2 separate regions of the Homo sapiens genome follow, and region 1 is linked to region 2. Evidence: read pairs that join two places in POLR2A ChIA-PET (ENCODE). Cell type or tissue: HepG2. All regions are shown on one strand. Links, peaks and the distances in the headings refer to the core of each region. The heading gives the core; the rest is flanking DNA. Region 1 overlaps EIF2B3 (eukaryotic translation initiation factor 2B subunit gamma). Region 2 overlaps TESK2 (testis associated actin remodelling kinase 2).

The links. ChIA-PET counts read pairs that join two places held together with the same protein. Peaks named below come from ENCODE experiments on the same cell type or tissue, not always from the same donor. Only the 100,000 strongest peaks of a DNase experiment are listed, where the experiment ranks them.
Region 1: POLR2A ChIA-PET joins it to region 2 with 6 read pairs; 2 of 35 experiments call an interaction of 5 or more read pairs at or near these places.

Annotation. Positions count from the first base shown.
Region 1 is chr1:44,950,920-44,955,315 of GRCh38, reverse strand. The region is part of intron 3 of EIF2B3 (eukaryotic translation initiation factor 2B subunit gamma); the gene reads left to right. Among named protein-coding and RNA genes, the nearest start is that of EIF2B3, 33 kb to the left of the region's middle. In HepG2, for the core only: no CTCF peak of the experiment used is centred there; no DNase peak of the experiment used is centred there.
Region 2 is chr1:45,353,777-45,358,172 of GRCh38, reverse strand. It overlaps TESK2 (testis associated actin remodelling kinase 2), which reads left to right. Exons shown (of 11, transcript NM_007170.3): 5 at 2,724-2,870. Among named protein-coding and RNA genes, the nearest start is that of TOE1, 16 kb to the right of the region's middle. In HepG2, for the core only: no CTCF peak of the experiment used is centred there; DNase peaks (open chromatin) are centred at 1,762 and 2,242.

The DNA of each region.
Region 1 (4,396 bases), core at 199-4,198, 400 kb after region 2:
ACATATGGCTAGCCAGTCTTCCCAACACCATTTATTAAATAGGGAATCCTTTCCTCATTTCTTGTTTTTGTCAGGTTTGTCAAAGATCATATGGTTGTAGATGTGCGGCGTTATTTCTGAGGCCTCTGTTCCACTGGTCTATATATCTGTTTTGGTACCAGTACCATGCCGTTTTGGTTACTGTAGCCTTGTAGTATAGTTTGAAGTCAGGTAGCATGATGCCTCCAGCCACCACAATCAAGTCGGCTTCATCCCTGGGATGCAAGACTGGCTGAACGTATGCAAATCAATAAACATAATCTGTCACATAAACAGAAACAATGACAAAAACCACATGATTTCTTAACAGATGCAGAAAAAGCCTTCAATAAAATTCAACACCCCTTCATGCTAAAAAACTCTCAGTAAACTAGGTATTGATGGAACGTATCTCATAATAAGAGCTATTTATGACAAACCCACAGCCAATATCATACTGAATGGGCAAAAGCTGGAAGCATTCCCTTTGAAAACCAGCACAAGACAAGGATACCCTCTCTCACCACTCCTATTCAACATAGTATTGGAAGTTCTGGTCAGGGCAATCAGGCAAGAGAAAGAAATAAAGGTATTCAAATAGGAAGAGAGGAAGTCAAATTGTCTCTATTTGCAGATGACATGGGTGTGTATTTAGAAAACCCCATCGTCCCAGCCCAAAATCTCCTTAAGCTGATAAGCAACTTCAGCAAAGTCTCAGGATACAAAATCAATGTGCAAAAATCACAAGCATTCCTATACACCAATAATAAACAGCCAAATCATGAGTTAACGCCCATTCACAATTGCTAAAAAGGGAATAAAATACCTAGGAATCCAACTCACAAGGGATGTGAAGGACCTCTTCAAGGAGAACTACAAACTACTGCTGAAGGAAATAAGAGCGGACACAAACAAATGGAAAAACATTCCATGCTCATGGATAGGAAGAATCAATATTGTGAAAATGCCCATACTGCCCAAAGTAATTTATAGATTCAAATCAAGCTACCATTAACTTTCTTCACAAAATTAGGAAAAACTACTTTAAATTTCATATGGAACCAAAAAGAGCCCATATAGCCAAGACAATTCTATTGATTTCGTAATTCATCTCCTGATGTTTTTGCTTTATATGAGTTGTTTTGTCTTTTTTGCTGCATAGATATGAAGAACTATTGTATTTTCACTTTTAATTTTGGCTTCTAGCATTATAAAATAACCTTTGTTTTATTTAATGATTTTGGCGTAATTCTACTTTGTCTGATAGCAGGATCACTTTCTTATTGTTTCCATTTGCCTGGTATATCTTTGCTTTTTAAAAATTTTTTAGCGTTTCTAAATCTCTGATTTAGGTCTGTCTCTTGCATACAGCATAGAATTAGATTTTACTTTCAAGCAAATTGAAAACCTTTTGCTTTCAATGAGTGAATTATGCTCATTTCCATTTATTGATGTGACTGACATGCCTGTTGTAAATGCTGTTGTTATTTTAATAATTTATTTTTGAGACAGAATGTCACTCCAGTGCCCAAGCTGAAGTGCAGTGATGTGATCATGGCTCACTGTAGCCTCGACCTCCTGGGCTCAAGCAGTCTTCCCACCTCAGCCTCCTTGGTAGCTGGGACTACAGGCACACACCACCACACCTGGCTAAATTTTTGTATTTTTTGTAGAGATGGCTAAGTCTTTGTGTTTTTTTCGCCATGTTGCCCAGGCTGATCTCGAACTCCTGGGCTCAAGTGATATGCACACCTTAGCTTCCCAAAGTGCTGGGATTACAGGCGTGAGCCACTGCACCCGGCAAGAACTGATATTAATAAAGAGAATTGGCAAGTTAGGTTCAGTGATGACTTAAACCCTTGCTGGAGTGGTAGGGACAAAAGCCTGATTAGAGAGAATGGGAGAGGAATGAGAAAATGAAGACAGTGAGACAGCTAACTTTTTTTGAGAAATTATGATATGAAGGAAGAAGAAAAACAGGGCAGAAATTGGACCAGAAATTGGACCAGAGTGAGGCTGGTTCTTTTTTTTTTCTTTTTTTTCAATGAAAAATTTCATACCTATAAAAGAATGTGATATAAATAAGTGCTTCCTTGCCCAGCTTATAAAAATAAATTGTGTGTTTTCTGGTTTTTTTTTTTTTTTTACACTTATGGAGGCAAGTTGGGTTTTTTTTAAGGTAGGTATTTTTGTATGTTCTATACTGACGGGAGTGATCCCAAAGAGGAGAGGAATAAATTGATGATAGAGAAAATAAAGCATTCAATTATTCGATTCAACAACTATATTTTTGCTACCTACAAGGAACTAATCACTGTATGATGTATGCTTAGGATGAACAGTGAGTAAAACAAAGTTCCTGCCCTTGTGGCATTTTTAGAGTAGATGAGAGGGACTGTGATCTGGTGCACGAGTGGATGGGTTTCCCTTAAATTGGAGAAAGGACGGCCAGGCGTGGTGGCTCATGCCTGTAATCCCAGCACTTTGGGAGGCCGAGGCGGGCGGATCACGAGGTAAGGAGATCGAGACCATCCTGGCTAACACAGTGAAACCCCGTCTCTACTAAAAATACAAAAAATTAGCCGGGCGTGGTGGCGGGCGCCTGTAGTCCCAGCTACTCGGGAGGCTGAGGCAGGAGAATGGCGTGAACCCGGGAGGCGGAGCTTGCAGTGAGCCGACATCACGCCACTGCACTCTAGCCTGGGTGACAGTGAGGCTCTGTCTCAAAAAAAAAAAAAAAATTGGAGAAAAGACATTTAATTTATTGTACAGGCAGAATGTATAATATGTAATGCATATAGATTAATTAATTTTGTGTCAGAAAGATGTTTGCTGCTTCTAATTGCTTGTATTTTCTTATTGAAATAAGATGTAAAGCCACCAGTTAAGAGTCAGTAGGGCCAGGCTCAGTGGCTTACGCTGGTAATCCCAGCACTTTGGGAGGCCGAGGCAGGTGGATCACCTGAGATCAGGAGTTCAAGACCAGCCTGGCCAAAATGGCGAAACCCCATCTCTACTAAAAATGCAAAAATTAGGGCCGGGCGCGGTGGCTCACGCCTGTAATCCCAGCACTTTGGGAGGCCGAGGCGGGCGGATCACGAGGTCAGGAGATCGAGACCATCCTGGCTAAAACGGTGAAACCCCGTCTCTACTAAAAATACAAAAAAATTAGCCGGGCGTAGTGGCGGGCGCCTGTAGTCCCAGCTACTTGGGAGGCTGAGGCAGGAGAATGGCGTGAACCCAGGAGGCGGAGCTTGCAGTGAGCCGAGTTCCCGCCACTGCACTCCAGCCTGGGCAACAGAGCGAGACTCCGTCTCAAAAAAAAAAAAAAAAAAAAAAAAAATTAGCCAGGCATGGTGGTGCGCCCCTGTAATCCCAGCTACTCGGGAGGCTGAGGTGGGAGAATTGCTTGAACCTGTGAAGCGGAGGCTGCAGTGAGCTGAGATTGAGCCACTGCACTCCAGCCTGGGTGACAGAGCGAGACCCCGTCTCAAAAAAAAAAAAAAGAGGAAGGGAGAAGCTGCTGAAGTTTTAAGGAAGGATGAGAATATATGAAATTATCTCTGAGAATGTAAAAGTTAATTGGCTAGGAAATGTATTGCTGGACAGTGTGAAGGATCCCCTTGAGATTTGGGTTATCAGTTTAAAAGGAGACTAGCCAATGCTGTTACCAGTTTTCTATCCATGTTTAGCTTCTTGGGTTCATATGCAAAGTAGGCAGAGAGTTAGGATATAACTAGCATCTTTACCTGGTGAGTACAAGGGATGAGAGTAGTAAGGAAGACAGTGATGTATATTAAGGAGTATTTATAGTGATGGACCACATAAGCTGTGTAAACGAGACCACCAAAGGAATTAGGGTGCTATAAATCAGTGTAACAAATGGATTGAGGATCCTGTTAGAATCAGAATTGCTGGAGCCAGAGTAAAAAGTCAGTGAGTTGGAAAAATAGAAGGTGGTGATCAGACAATAGGATGTAAGCTTTTTGAGGTCAGGGATTTTTGTTTGTTTGTTCATTGCTGTATCTCTATAATGCCTGGCCATATTCAGGGTTCAATATATGTGTGTCACATGAATTAATATGATATTTTAAAGTGAGATTTTGGAGTTGGTGCAATTTTTGGTAATGCCAAGGAGTAGAGTATAACAAAGTGGTTGAGTGACTAAGGCGAGAAGGAGAAAAAAAATAATTGAACGTGATGAGGTCATGGAGTCTCAGCCATAAGGATGTTAAAGTCACTGAAGTAATTTTTTTAAAAAACAGAGATAAGAAAATAGTCCTAATGTCTTTTTTAAAAAACTCATACTGGTCAGGTGCAGTGGCTTACGCCTGTAATCCCAACACTTCGGGAGGCCAAGGTGGGTGGATCACTTGAG
Region 2 (4,396 bases), core at 232-4,231:
CCCGGCTAATTTTTTGTATTTTTAGTAGAGACGGGGATTCAGCATGTTAGCTAGGACGGTCTCGATCTCCTGACCTCGTGATCTGCCCACCTTGGCCTCCCAAAGTGCTGGGATTACAGGTGTGAGCCATTGTGCCCAGGCTTTTTTTTTTTTTTTTTTTTTTTTTAGACGGAGTTTCACTCCGTCACTTGCCCAGGCTGGAGTACAATGGTGCAATCTCGGCTTACTGCAACCTCCATCTCCCGTGTTCAAGCGATTCTCCTGCCTCATCCTCTCGAGTACTGGGATTACACGCATGCGCCACCATGCCTGGCTAATTTTGTATTTTTAGTAGAGACAGGGTTTCTCCATGTTGGTCAGGCTGGTCTCGAACTCCCGACCTCAGGTAATCCACCTGCCTTGGCCTCCCAAAGTGCTGGGATTACAGGTGTTAGCTACTATGATCCCACCCCTGGGAGCTACCGTGCCTGGCCAATTTTTGTATTTTTTGTAGGGACGGGATTTTGCCACTTTCCCCAGGCTGGTCTCAAACTCCTGACCTCAAGTGATCCTCCCACCTTGGCCTCCTACCGTGCCCAGCCTTATTCACTTTTTTTTCTTTTTTTTTTTTTTTACTAAAAAAGCAAAGCTGCCCTTCATGGGTATTTAGGAATGATGAACAGCAAGACTATCTTCAAATAGTTTCTCCATAACCTTATCTGCTACTCTTTCCTCTGTTCACTTCAGTCTTACTCGTCTTAACCACTTTACTGAAACTGCTCTGTCCAAGGTTGCCAATGATTTCCTGGTTGCAAATTCAGTGGATACCTTTCAAGCTCGTCTTCCTCATTCATGGCTTTTGATACTGTCAGTCATTTCCTTTGTAGAATGCTTTCCTTCTGACATGTAGAATGTCATTGTCCTTCTGAACATACATACATACATACATACATTTATTTATTTATTTATTTATTTATTTATTTATTTATTTATTTATGAGATGGAGTTTAGCTCTTGTTGCCCAGGCTGGAGTGCAATGGCACGATCTCAGCTCACTACTACCTCTGCCTCCCGGGTTCAAGTGATTCTCCTGCCTTAGCCTCTTGAGTAGCTGGGATTACAGACGCCTGCTACCATGCTCAGCTAATTTTTTTGTATTTTTAACAGAGACAGAGTTTCACCATCTTGGCCAGGCTGGTCTTGAACTCCTGATGTCAGGTGATCCACCCGCCTCGGCCTCCCAAAGTGCTAGGATTACAGGCATGAGCCATTGCGCCCGGCCGTCCTTCTGAACATTTAGAATGTTCTCCTATTGACATTCTTGCCTGTTCCTTGGGATTCTGTTGATTTCCCATCTTACATGTTAAACCCTGGGCATGCATGACCTTGGAATGCATGACTGCTTCAGCTCAATGTTTTTGCCTCCTAAATATTGTCTTTCACTTAGACTTTGTTCTTAAGCTTCAAACTGACTCTATTTAGATCATTTCCACCTTGGTTGTCCAATAAGCACCTGTACCTTTAATAATTTAACTTCTCCCAGCTGAACTCACTATCTTTTTTTTTTTTTTTTTTAAGACAGGGTCTCGCTCTGTCTATCACCCAGGCTGGAGTGCATTGGCATGATCTTAGCTCACTGCAGCCTCAACCTCCCAGGCTCAGGCGATCTTCCCATGTAGCTAGGACTACATGTGTGCACCATCACGTCCAGCTAATTCTGTTTATTTTTGTAGAGACTAAGTCTCTCACTATGCTGTTCAGGCCGGTCTGAACTCCTGAGCTCAAGCGATCCTCTACCTCTCAAAGTTCTAGGATTACAGGCATGAGTCACCACACCTGGCCTGAACTCACTCTCTTTTAACATTGCCTCTTCTTCTAAAAACCTACTCCTCTCCTTGCTCTCTGGGTATTTAAAAATGACATCCAGGGACCAATAGCCTATTGCTCTCATTCTCTAATCCAGGCAATTATCAAGTTTTTTTTTTTTAATTCTGCCATCTAAATACATTTTGAATCTTGCCTTGTTCCAATGCCTCCACTATTGCCATGATTCAGATGCCCTGCTCTCACCAGGATTATTGCAGTAATCTCCTATTTCCCTTTCTCTGTATTTTTCACTCTAATCCATCTATCATACCATGGCTAAAATAATATTTTCTTTAAAAAGCAAATATAACCATGTGGCTCTCCTGCTTAAAATGCTTCTTTTGTTTCCTATAGACAGGATAAAGTTCACATATCTTAGCAAAACATGTCAGCCTCACTTCCTGACTCATCTATAAATGCACTCTGGCCATATCGAAGTAAATTAAGTTCCTGAATGCATCATGCACTTAACCTGTAACTTTGCATATGCTGCTCCCTCTGTGTCTTTCGTGCTACTTTCCTGCTACTCCAGGTCATCCTTTCTGACTCCTTATTTCCTCTCTGCATTTCCTCTGACATGCCTCCACAGTTTAGCTTTATCCTTGTTGCTGCATGGTGTTGTCCTACCTGCACATAACTATATTTTAATATTTATTATATGATATTGTTTGACTATGTCCCTTAATAGATTGTGATCTCCTTAAAGGAAAGTGTCATTGTGTGCAGCACCTACCATAGTGCTTGGAGGCAGAATAAGCCCTCAGTAACTTAAAAAAAAAATACAGTCTCTCTCTTCCAGGTGTTTACTCTCTAATGGTTTCACCACTAGCCTAAATATTTCTGATAAATGGTAGCTGGGTTTTCCTTCTGTTTTGCAGTATATCAACTCCGGGAACCTGGAACAGTTGCTAGACAGTAACCTGCATTTGCCTTGGACTGTGAGGGTAAAACTGGCCTATGACATAGCAGTGGGCCTCAGCTACCTTCACTTCAAAGGCATTTTTCATCGGGACCTCACATCTAAGGTATGAAGGCTTTACTCTCACAACTCATTGAGAGATACCACCCTTCTCTTTTGCCAAGAAAGCTGTGTTAGATTTAACATTTAATCACAGAGGACATAATTCATTATATTTTATAGTTAGTCCTTAGAAAGCCTACATCTTTTCCTTCTGTTTTTGAGGCAGTGTCTCACTCTGTTGCCCAGGCTGGAGTGCTTCTGCCTCCTGGGTTCAACGACTCTCGTGCCTCAGTCTCCTGAGTAGCTGGGACTAGAAGTGTATATTACCACACTCAGCTAATTTTTAGTAGAGGCAGAATTTTGCCATATTGGCCAGGCTGGTCTTGAACTCCTGGCTGCAAACAATCCACCCGCCTTGGCCTCCCAAAGTGCTGGGATTACAGGCGTGAGTCACTGTGCCCCACCATAAGCCTATATTTTCTTATAGCAGGTTCCTTTCAGTGCTGAGTGAGCCAACATATATATATATATATATATATATATATATATATTTTTTTTTTTTTTTTTTTTTTTTTTTTTTGAGACGGTCTCACCTTGTCACTCAGGCTGGAGTACAGTGGCATGGTCTCGGCTCACTGCAGCCTCCACTCCATCGGCTCAAGCAATCCTCCTACCTCAGCCTCCCGAATAGCTGGGACCACAGGCGTACACCACCATGCCTGGCTGTATTTTGGTCTTGTTTTGTTTTTTTCCACTCTTATTGCCCAGGCTGGAGTTCAATGGAGTGATCTTGGCTCACTGCAACCTCCACCTCCTGGGTTCAAGCAATTATCCTGCCTCAGCCTCCTGAGTAGCTGGGATTACAGACGCCTGCCATCACCCCTCGCTAATTTTTTGTATTTTTAGTAGAGATGGGGTTTCACCATGTTGGCAGGCTGGTCTCAAACTCCTGACCTCAGGTGATCCACGTGCCTTGGCCTCCCAAAGTGTTGGGATTACAGGCATGAGCCACCATACCCAGCCTTTCTTTTGTATTTTTAACAGAGATGGGGTCTTGCCATGTTACCCAGACTGGTCTCAAACTTGTGAGCTCAAGCAGTCACCCACCTCAGCCTCCTAAGGTGCTGGGATTACAGGCATGCACTGTGCCCAGCCAACTCATACATCTTGAGAGCCTTCATGTTTAACTTCAATCTCCTGAATATGTGTTACAGGAGCAAATGACATGAGAAGGGTTAAGAAATTCTTGCCTTATAGGAATGACAGCAGTCAAGGCAGTATAGGGGCCTATCAGTTTTCTTTCCTGTGGCCCCAGGATGTAGTTCTTAGCTAAGAGCAGGAGTTCAGTGATTTTTAGTCACTTGAATGCAGGTTTTTAGGGCCATATGTACTGACCCATTTTCTGCCTGTGTGATTGAGTTTCTGCTGCCCTGCCAGTTCCTCTTTGGCATCAGCTGATCTCTGTAGCACTCTCTTGCTGTCCAAATTGCTGTGTGACCAGGTTAGAAAAGAGTCGCTTTCAGAGGAAGTTGGCCATGCCACAAAACAGACACCTCATAGCCAAATGGCCTAAGATACCATCATGACAAG